Linked DNA regions of Homo sapiens: regions 1 and 3 are each linked to region 2. The links are chromatin contacts, found by Hi-C in ENCODE. All regions are on one chromosome and are shown on one strand. Each heading gives the region's core, a stretch centred on a gene start or an enhancer-like site at or near the end of the contact. The rest is flanking DNA. Distances are from core to core; before and after follow the strand shown. Region 1 holds the start of EPS8 (EGFR pathway substrate 8, signaling adaptor). Region 2 holds the start of ARHGDIB (Rho GDP dissociation inhibitor beta). Region 3 has its middle 180 kb from the start of GRIN2B.

The links. Hi-C counts contacts between places; a loop is a spot of excess contacts on that map. Pooled maps may share reads with other maps.
Region 1: a map of GM12878 shows a loop between it and region 2 (2.8-fold over the local background). The contact joins the promoter of EPS8 here to the promoter of ARHGDIB in region 2. A Hi-C loop is called at or near these places in 1 of 168 maps with a recorded cell type or tissue (GM12878), 2 of 37 single-sample maps with no recorded cell type and 10 of 50 pooled maps.
Region 3: a map of B cell shows a loop between it and region 2 (13-fold over the local background). The contact joins the enhancer-like site here to the promoter of ARHGDIB in region 2. A Hi-C loop is called at or near these places in 2 of 168 maps with a recorded cell type or tissue (B cell and OCI-LY7), 14 of 37 single-sample maps with no recorded cell type and 6 of 50 pooled maps.

The regions. Positions count from the first base shown.
Region 1 is chr12:15,787,352-15,791,035 of GRCh38, forward strand. EPS8 (EGFR pathway substrate 8, signaling adaptor) reads right to left here and starts at 2,037. Exons shown (of 21, transcript NM_004447.6): 1 at 1,810-2,037. RefSeq lists silencers at 1,105-1,184, 1,515-1,634, 1,895-2,244.
Region 2 is chr12:14,959,466-14,962,930 of GRCh38, forward strand. It overlaps ARHGDIB (Rho GDP dissociation inhibitor beta), which reads right to left and starts at 2,136. Exons shown (of 6, transcript NM_001175.7): 1 at 2,072-2,136. RefSeq lists enhancers at 479-588, 1,839-1,958.
Region 3 is chr12:14,155,829-14,159,556 of GRCh38, forward strand. No RefSeq gene overlaps it. Among named protein-coding and RNA genes, the nearest start is that of GRIN2B, 180 kb to the left of the region's middle. Within about 2 kb of position 1,448, at least 2 of the 41 ENCODE cell types and tissues checked have a DNase peak (open chromatin) inside an H3K27ac peak, as active enhancers do; they include B cell and OCI-LY7, where a contact is called at or near this core.

The DNA of each region.
Region 1 (3,684 bases), core at 787-3,286, 830 kb after region 2:
TATTGATAAAACCTTGAAAGCAGGAAAAAGCTAGAAATAAAAACAAAATAAATCTTTAAGTTTGATCACAAACAAGCAAAATATTCAAAATTAGACATTAGGTTCCTGACAGGAAACAAAAGAAACATCACCCTATTAAGAGTGGGGCTACTAACAGTATAAGTTAAATTACACTTACTGGAAATTACTATATAATATTCAATGACATTGGGAAGTGAAAAAAATTACAAAGAGAATGCACCAAGTCTTGTAAACAGCGGTTATCTCAGAATAGTAGAATTAAAAGCAAATTATATTTTCCTTCTTTTTTTTCTGCTATAAAGTGAATGACTTGTGGTGCAATCTTACAAAGTCTCAATCTGTGTATTCTGCAATAAAGGCATTATATTATCACTATTGCATTTGTGATACATTCTACCTTACCCTTTATGTGACAATTCTATACTGTTTTAACTGTCAAATTGTAAGTAAAAGTGTGAATTCGTGACCAAAAATTTTCCACACCAGCAACTTAAGAACTACAGCAATATGTTTAGAAAACTGCGATCCCAAACAAAAAATCTATACTAGGTGAGACAGGATGACATTGACTTTAATTCCAATAGACTCACTACCACATGACGTCCATTACTAGTGCTCACTTTCCAGAACCCAAGGAGCTGTGGAAGAATGGAGTCCTTTCAATGAAAATAAACTAGAGGCAATACACAACACAGTTACTTTGAGGGGCTTTTTCAATATAAAGAAGATTGCCCGGAATCCTAACTCTCCTATTTCCCAAAAATGACAAAGCCAAAAAGTCACACTCTTCACACATCTGAAATCAAGTTTTACCTGAACTCATCCTAACATATTAGCTCTTTTACCTATTCCCCTTACTATCTAAGGCAAGAAACCTTGAAAAGAGAAGCAGTAACACATTTCACTGAAACATATTTTGTAAAGGAGGATTCTAATTCCTAATCCTTCACCGCTCTAGATGTCTGCGGATTTCAAATCCTAACCACGGCGTCCTGCCCCCCGCGAGATTCCAACAGTACTACGGGCCCTATGGGAGGAGGAGGATTTGAGAAACACTGCCGGAGAACGGTCGGTGCAAAGATTTTGCAAACAGGTAGTCCTAGGAAGGAAAGTAAGAGTGAGAACATCGGAGAGGGCAGGGAGTACATGGGTGGGGAAACCCCTTTCAAATGCATGAACTGACCACAACCGGAGAAAGGCCGTCTGTCTTCCCAAAAGTAAAATGGTGAGTAAAGTGGAGCAAGCTAAGAAAGTCAACAGCCATTAGGCATTGACAACGATTCCGAAACAATTAGCTATGTTAATTCGAGGGGGTAAACGGGGGTGGGACCCTGCCCTAAAGGGTCATTTTGAAAAGAACCCCTCCCCATTTGAGGCGGGTTGGCAGAGCAGCGCACAAATCCCAAGTCTAACGTAATAAGCCGAGATCGGGATACTCGGTCTGCAGTCGCCCCACGGACCAGATGAGCGCAGGTGTATCTGCGGAAGCTCAGGTTACCATGAATATCACTGGGCCACGGCGAACCCTCCCTGCCCAGCCTCCCGGAGCCCTGGGCGCGGGTCTGCACGGGCCCCACAGCTTGCCCGGACCCGGCGAGCGGACGCCTCCGGCCGCAGCGCCCTACCGCACCTGGCTGCCAACACCAGTTGAAAGCAGTCAAAGTGAAGGGAGGCGGACGCGGCTCCTGGCACCGCTCCGATTCCAGCACACAAAGGCGGATTTTTAAAATCGAGAAAGTCAAAGCCGCCGGACCCCGGGACCGGCGCCTTTCGCCAAGGGGCTCTTACCTCGGATCCGCCCTCGGGGCCACGGCTTTCCCCGGAGACGCCGCGAGCCCAGACGAGGTGGGAGGGGACCGGGAGAAAGCCCCCCAATCTGATTCGCGCCCAGCCAGTCGTCCGCGAGCCGCGGAGCCGCCTTCTGCACCCAGCTAAAGAGCAGCGATCTCCGAGGCGAGCACAGCGCCGGCCTCGCGCCGGGCGAGACCGCCTCGCTAGCTGCTGCCTGTGAAGTCTGGAGCCGCCCGCCCGCTCGCAGCCAGTGCCAACCGCGCGCCGCGCATGCCCAGTGCCCGCGCGAGGAACGAGCGAGCGGGCGGGCGGGCGAGTGCGCGCCCCGCAGCCAGGAGCGAAATCCGCTATCCGGGTCTTGCCGGCAGCCGAGCCGCAGAGTTCTGGTCGACTCCAGCGCTTGAGGCGAAGTGGCCGGTGAGGCCGGGTGGGCGGGAGAGGGACCGGAGGAAAGGAGACGGGGCGCTGCGCCAAGTTATCAAGGCCGCGATCAAAGTCGGACCAAGGCAGCGAGTCGACAGCAGGTTTCCAGAAGTGCCCTAACAGGACTGACTAGCAGCCAGGAGGCGCAGGAAGGGGCAAAGAGCGTGTGGAGAGCTTCGCCCCCGGCGAGGATGGACGCCCCGGGCGGAGGGAGCGCTCGGGTTGCAACACCCAGTCTGGCTGCACAGCTCGTAACCCCTGCCCTTTGGCGGCAAACAAGACGCATCTAATGACCAGCCAGCCTTCGTCTTCCTCCTCTGATCATCGGACCTATTTTCCCCCTTTTGTCGCTCTCCTCTTTTTTTGTCTCTCCAACCCATGCGGTAAACTGGTGGTGCCCAAGGCCCTCCATCGGGTCCCTGAGAGTCTCCCAACTGCCGGTCCTTAGCGCCAGCCTGCAAGCCCAGACCCGCCTCGCCAGGCTGCCTGTGAGCCTATTTTTCATGTAGCTCTTGCCAAAAGCCCTGATGTGGTTTGAAGTAGTGGAGGCTTCTTTCACTTTGTGCCTCTCGTACCTTAACCAACCCTCATAACCTCCTCTCTGAGTAGCTCATGGAGCCTCTAAAAGAGAAGTCCATGTTCTCATAGACATTGTGTTTTCTCACTCTTAAAACTCCTCATTGTCATAGCTACTCCCCCAATCCCCCCATGCTGTCCTAACTTCGAAGTCAGTTGACTTCCAGAAGTCCACGAAAGCCTATAAATTAAACTTGGTTAAAAGAGATTGGACTTGCTTGCTTTGTGAAGCAAATAAAAGCACAGTCAGGGAGAAACGACGTAACATGCCAAGGTGGACATTCAAACCATTCTAAAAGTTGGAATCGATATAACGGCTAAGTCCAGTCCCCTATTTTAAGTGGGAATACTCTCTCCAATATTTCCACCAGACCACTATCCACTTGAACATTTCCAATGTTGTAAATTTCTATTTTTATCATTACATATAACCATGATTATTTGTTGAATATTTACCTATGCCAGGAACTGAGCAACTTACACACATTATTCCTAGTCCTTAAAATGAGATGGGCCTTATTATACCTATTAAACACATTAGGAAAATGAAACCCAGAAGTTTCCTTCTTTTTGCCAAAGCCAATGCTGACGCCAGAATTAACAACCAGGTCTGCTTAACACTATAGCCTGTATCATTTATGAACATCAAATCAACTTCCCTGATACTACTGGTCTTGGTTCTGCCCCTAGGAACAACACAATATGAATCTCATTCTTTATAGACACTGCAAGCCTTGAAATAGTAGGGGCAACTATTAAGTAACCAACAGATCTAATACATTTCTTCAAAAATTCTCTTTTAAGTGTTTTTCAAATAGCAGTGAGCTGCCATAATCACACTATTCACCTTGCTTTGAATGTGTTTTGATTTTC
Region 2 (3,465 bases), core at 886-3,385:
CATTCTTCTCAGGAACAAAATTTGAAAGTTTTTATCACCAGGCCTGACACATAGAAGGCACTCAATGAATGTTGGTTCTCCTTTTCTATCTGCATAATTTCGACTCCCCAGGGCTTCTCTTTTCCTGCTAGCTGATGTTTGTCATGTACTGTGCTCTCCCAAATCAGCTCAGACCCGTATCTTTCCCTCAGAATGACTTTGTGGTGCTGAGTGTCTACTGAAAACAGAACCTTAATGTTGCTCAGAGCTAACTTCCCTAGGGGACAAACTCATGCTCTCCAAAGCAAGGAAGGACCAAATTCCAGTCGAGGCCTGAAAAATGCTTGCCAGTTTCTGTTCAGTGACAGCATAGTTAGTCCTCAGGTTTTGCATCTGTGAAGCATGGATGGAGAAAGAACTGTCTCTTAGAATTTCACACATCTCACAAAAGAGTAAGATGCTCTTGTTACTAAGCTTGTGCTATATCTGCTTTGGGAGGGAATATATTCTTACAAATTAAAAAAACACAAAGCCAATGGCAAGATTCACGATGCCTGCTAGGGACTGGACCTCTGCCCCCTGTCTCTCCGGACCAACAGGTGCCATGGTCCTCTTGATCTCCTGTGCCTGACCATCCCTGCAGTGAAGATGGCCAGGCCAACCCTGACTCCAGGGGCTCTAGGTCTCCATGTGAAGTGGTGACCATGAGCCCTCCGGGTGAGAGCAGTCTGCCTTTCCCCACTCTGAATGAAGAACTGCCCAGGGCTTGCCAGACACACACCTCAAGTTACCATAGGTCTAGAGTTTAATTACAGATTATGTTTATGAAACATGCTGGCTGGGAAGTCCTCTAAAAGGGAAGAAAGTATTTCAGGTCATACCTAAAGCACTTCTCCTAATGGTGGCTGAAATTCAGACCTTGACATTTTGAAGGCCCACTGATCAGCTGTCCTAGCTGGGCCCCCTTGAATTTTTCTCAAACCTGTCTCTTAATACGTTATTTGGTGTTTTCCATGTTTGCTGTTAGTTATCTCATACCTAAAGGGCTATTATCATTATTAATATTTTTATTTTTTGAGCCAGAGTTTCGCTCTTGTTGCCCATGCTGGAGTGCAATGGCGTGATCTTGGCTCACTGCAACCCCTGCCTCCTGGGTTCAAGTGATTCTCCTGCCTCAGCCTCCCAAATAACTGGGATTACAGGGATGCACCACCACACCCAGCTAATTTTGTATTTTCAGTAGAGATGGGGTTTCACCATGTTGGTCAAGCCGGTCTTGAACTCCTGACCTCAGGTGATCTACCCGCCTCGGCCTCCCAAAGTGCTGGGATTGCAGGCGTGAGCCACCACGCCCAGCCCTATTATTATTTTTGACAACAACAGCAAAGATCTGCCCATCCGACTGCAGGAATTTAATACACAGCCTTTGTCAGTGGTAGAAATTCTATCACTGTATGACTCATGAGTACATAACAATGTGCTATACCATACTTCCTCTTTGAGGGATAAAGCCCCTGCACTCTAAGGGAGGATTTCATTATGCATTTCTCTTATATCACCAGAAAATTATTTAGTGGAAGACAGTTTAATATTTGACAGCTTTGAACCATTTTTTTTTCTCTTTCAACCAGTCTTTTTACATTGTCTGCTTAAAAACAGGAAACCACATATCTCCACCCCAGCACAACCCACCATCCACCAGCACAGACCGTATCATTTTGGATCTACAGTCTTTTTCTTCCAAGCCTGGCCAGGTGCCTGCTCCTACTTTGCAGGAAACCCCTCCAGGCACTCCCGGTGCGTGTTCTCAGAGCCCTTCTGAGAATATTCAGGATTGCACTTCCTGGGCTGCAGCGCACCCTGTACCCTCCTTTTTTAAGCCTCCTCCCCTGAGTCACTGCTACCCTTCCCTCCTCTAACTTCCCCTTCTCTGCAGCCTCCTTAGCAATTTCTTATCATAAAGTTTGTTTTAAAGAAGAACTGCCCCTCTAAAAAAATAATAAACTGTCGAGGGCGGTAGCCCCGTCTAGAGGTTTCCGACTTTGCTCTGTGCCCACCTGAAGCCTCCCCAGCCCGAGGTATTTGAACTTACATTCAGTGCTTCACGTCTCTGTCCGGGGTGCCTCTGTCTCTCAACTCTGACTTCTGAGTACTGGCAGTTAGAACAGGAAGGAAGTCAATGAGAAAAAAAAATGTTTTAGACCTACTTGAAGAGGAAACCCTGGGCTGTCTCAAATCCTGTTCCTTTGCACTGCCTATCTCTTGATCAGCCAACTTGAGCAGCATTCTTGTCAATTAATGGCACATGTGCGAGCATGACAGCCCGTGTGACGTGGAGATGCATGAATGTACACGCAAGAGTGTGGAGCCTATAGCTATGGGTATTATGAATAATTGTGAGGGTATTTCTGATAATCAGGTCATTGCAGTGCATAAGCCTATGGAGGTAAGGAGCCTGAAACCAGTAGCAATAAATTCACATCGGCTTTACTTTGTACCACTCACTTCTGTTCCCACTGGGTCCCCGCCAGCTTCATTATCAACCAGATACGTTGAAAGTTTGCTGGCAGTGAATGTAGAGTGCTAAGAAATGATGATTGTTAACTGCATATACTACGGTCCTAAATTTAAAAATGTGTCCTTAAACAGATTTTTGGAGTTTTGTTGGTTATAATTTCAAGACGTAGCTTTGTATTGCACTACAAACAGTCAAATATTGTTTTTAATAGTTTTGGCTGATTTTTCTTCAAATGAAACAAACAAGCAAGCGAAAGTACTGTCTTTGATGAAACCTAGGAAAGAAATTACAAAAGGAAGTAAAACTTCATTAATTCATAGTCTTCCAACTCAGAATTTGTGACAACTTAACAAGTGCCAAAATAGACTTTGTACCATATTTGAGGAAATGGTTTATGAAGTAATTTAAATGGGAACAAGTCTCGGAGGCCATGTTTAAACCATCTGAGGAACAGTTTTTAAGCAGCCAAGTCACATTCATGCTGTATATTCCCGTAGCTGTTACCAATAATAAATGCTTATTTAGGTTAATATTTCAATATTCAGTATTTACACTACATCAATATATTTAGATCTGACTAAGCACACAAATTTGGAGAAACTGACGTTTATTTTGTTTTCACCTAAATGTACTGCATCTTCTTCATTTCCCTTTGTAAATTGATACCACAGGGTTTGCCTTCTACTTAGAGTCAATGAAATCGGAATAATCAAGGGAGTCATTTCACGTGAGAAGAGATTAGCCTAGAAAAATATGAAAAGGAAAATAGTATATAATTAAAATGAGCAAAAATACTAAAAGCCTAATACCACTTTATTCTATAAATTTTAAAATAGCATAGACAGAATACAGCCCTTGAAACAATGTACATAACTTTATTGTAAAAACAAAGCAAACCCTAATTTACACAGAAGGCAGTAACTTACACATTCTATAGCTCTGCACCCTCAAGAGGGGATACATTTATT
Region 3 (3,728 bases), core at 198-2,697, 800 kb before region 2:
CTATAGAAAGCAGTTCGGAGATTTCTCAAAGAACTTAAAACAGAGATACCATCTGACCCCACAACCCCATTACTGGGTATATACCCAAAGAAAAGTAGATCATTACACCAAAGGACACATGCACTGGTATGTTCATCACTGTGCTATTCACAATAGCAAAGACATGGAATCAACCTAGGTGCCCATCAATGGTGGATCAGATAAAGAAAATGTGGTACATATACACCATGGAATGAATACTACACAGCCATGAAAAAGAATGAAATCATGTCCTTTGCAGCAACATGGTTGGAGCTGGAGGTCATTATCCTGAGTGAATTAATGCAGGAACAGAAAACCAAATACCACTTGTTCTCACTTATTGGTGGGAACTAAACATTGAGCACACACGGACAAACATGGACACTGTGGACTACTAGAGAGGGGAGGCAAGGGAAGAGTGGTGTGTGAGTTGAAAAACTACCTATTGGCTACTATGCTCACAACCTGGGTTCAAACCTGCACATGCACCCTCCACATTTAAAATAAAAGTTAAAATTTAAAAATTAAATAATGCAAACATATAGGAAGAAGGAGGAGGAGGAGGAAGAGGAAGAAGAGGAGGAGGAAGAGGAGGAAGAAAAAGAAGGAGAAGGAGGAGGAGGAGGAGAAGAAGCCACCGCCTAAGGCCACTGGGCTTGCTGACCTGCCCCAGAGCAAGAGAAGGAGCACCAAGGAGCAGGACTCAGGGGTATAGCTCGATGGGGGAGGGGCACAGATGATTCCCTTGGGTCTCTGTTTCCTGAGGCATGCAGAAGATGGATTCTACAATTTGCTGCAGACCCTCAGTAGGGAACCTTGGAGGACAGATGTCCTCAATACCAATGCCAACAGAGCACCTGGGATGGAGCCTTATCAGGAGCATCTAAAGTCATTCCCAGTACTACCAGTGGCAAACCACTACCCTTCAAGCAACCAGCCAGACAGTGAGAATGATTAAAAGAAACGTGGGGAGGTGCCACCATCTGCATCCCTCAGCCTTGTTCCTGACTCAGTCTCAGGGAGGTAAGCAATGGAGGAAGGAGGGAGATGGAAAGAGCAGGTGATGACAGCCACCCTGTTGACCTAAAGAAAGAAATAAAGGCACAATTAACATAGAGAGTTTATTTGCGCCAAGGTTGAGGATGGCTACCTGGGACACACATTTAAGCTGCCTTGAGGAGTGCTTCTATTTAGTCTTTGTTACAAGCAGGTTTTTAAAGGCAAAAGGGGAGAAGGAGTGGGCAGATACAAAGTTGTTAGACAGGAATTCTCACTGATTTATGGAATTAACATTGGTTAGTGATTGGCTTTACGTTGTTGAACTACAGTGTATGAGTTATGATGTCCAGTGCAATGCATTTTATGGCTACTTGGCATCAGTTACTCTAGAGCCCACAGAGCAGGTGGCTTTAAGATGAAATGATTTAGCTCAAAGGGAAGTGAAACATGACTGCTGTCACACACTGTCACAATTCAATGCTTCACTGGGCCTGATAATTAAAGAGGGTTCACTCCCTTCCTCTAGGCCCCTGAAACCTGAACTGGAGAGAGGAGTGAGAGAGCTTTGAATTAAGCATCAGACAGATGTTTGTTATGATTTGAATGTATGCATCCCTCCAAAATTCATATGTTAGCAGCTAATACACAAGGTGATGGTATTAGAAAGTGGGGCCATCGGAGGGTGATTAAGTCATAAGGACTTCACCTTTATGAATGAGATTTTGTGCTTACAAAAGGGCTTGAGGAAGTGAGTTTGCCCCTTCTTCTCTTCTGCTATGTGAGGACATAGAGTTTGTCCTCATCAAAAGATGCAGCAACAGGGCACCATCTTGAAAGCAGAGAGAGAAATTTTACCAGACATCAAATCTGAGAGATTTGTTTGGTGTTACGTATAGATGATGTCTGGTAATTAATGAGACAACAGAATGTTGTAGGATTTGCTGTCTTGGCTACTGTAACTCATACTACACATCTACAAGACTGTTGTTTAAATAAAATGTAGATAATTAATTCTCAATTTGCTTATAAACTGAGTAATGTTGTACTATAATGTGAACCCAAGAACATGTTGGAAAACATCCACTGAAAAATATATAACACTAAGAAAATTGCTGTGATAACAAACCTACAATTCTGGCCAAATAGAGCAGATATGTTGTTATTTGTGGTAAATCTAATAAAGCAGGTTATTTGAGCTTATTTGTGTTGCTACTGTAGAAAGTAGAATCTCCACTCTCTCAAAAATGTTTAACCAGTATATACAAAGTAATTCGTCACCAAAAGCAACTGTCTTATTTTAATATTCAAATTTTCTGCTTGTTTCTCCTTTACTAAATTTAAAACTCTTTATTGAATACATTCTCAGAGCAATTCTACTTTCTACCAAATCTGCCAGCAACTTGGTCTTGGACTTCCCAGCCTCCAGAACTGCGAAAAATATATTTCTTTTTCCGTTTTTCTTTTTTCTTCTTTCTTTTTTGAGATGGAGTCTTGCTCTGTCAGCAAGCTGGAGTGCAGTGGCGTGATCTCGGCTCACTGCAACCTCCACCTCCTGGGTTCAAGCGATTCTCCTGCCTCAGCTTCCCGAATAACTGGGACTACAGGCACGTGACACTATCCCCAGCTAATTTGTGTATTTTTTAGTAGAGATGGGGTTTCACCATGTTGGCCAGGATGGCCTCAATCTCTTGACCTTGTGATCTGCCTGCCTCTGCCTCCCAAAGTGCTGCGATTACAGGCATGAGCCACTGCGCCTGCCCATATTTCTGTTATTTATAAATTATCCACTCTCAGTATTTTGTTATAGCAGCAGGAACAGATTAAGATAATGTTTTAAAATGAAGAGGACTAGGGCTCACAAACTGAAACAAGACTATTCTGAATAGCCCAAAGTGACCAAAGTAAAAGAAATCAGACTGAACTACCATTAAGGGAGCTGGTTCCCAAGAGAAAGTGGTGACTTGGCAGAGAAAAGTTGGTGGAAGTTATTGGACAAATCAATCATTCAGATTTACACCACAATGAGTTGAGTCAGTTTTAAAAACAAGTTGCATAATGTGGAGATGTGTGCCAGTGTCCCCCAGTATGCTTTCTACCGATTCTTTTATAGATTTGCAAATAGATTTGCAATTCTCAGCTGAGCAAATGTCCACTGAGAATCAAGAATACACTTTCTATCCTGCATTGCAGCTAGGTCTGAACATTTGACTAATTCTAGACAATGGAATATACATGGAGACACCCTGTAGTTTGGAGACCTCCTTTAAAAGCCATGATCTAATACCCTTTGCTTTCCCCATCCACTTTCTTCTTCAAGCATTCTTACACACTACTTCTTAAGATGTGAAGTTAGTGACTGGAGCTATAGCTAGCGTTTGGGATCATGAGGATAATGGTCACAGCCTCAAGATGACAGAAGCGCAACTAAGAATTCAGAATTCTTGGAAAATTTTCAAAGTAGAAAAATCACACCAGCCCTGGTCAGCCTACCTCCTTCTACTTGAAAAAGGAAAAAAAAATCTCTATTTTTAAAGCCACTGTCATTTTAGGCCTCTGTAACACAGCTGAACCTAATTTTATATGAAATATATACAAATTATATTATCACAAATAATCTATAAGTTCAAACATAAAGAAAAAAAGAACTATATAGTACCTCTTCACCTCAATTTAGTCAAAATAACATAGACACTAAAACCAACATTTAT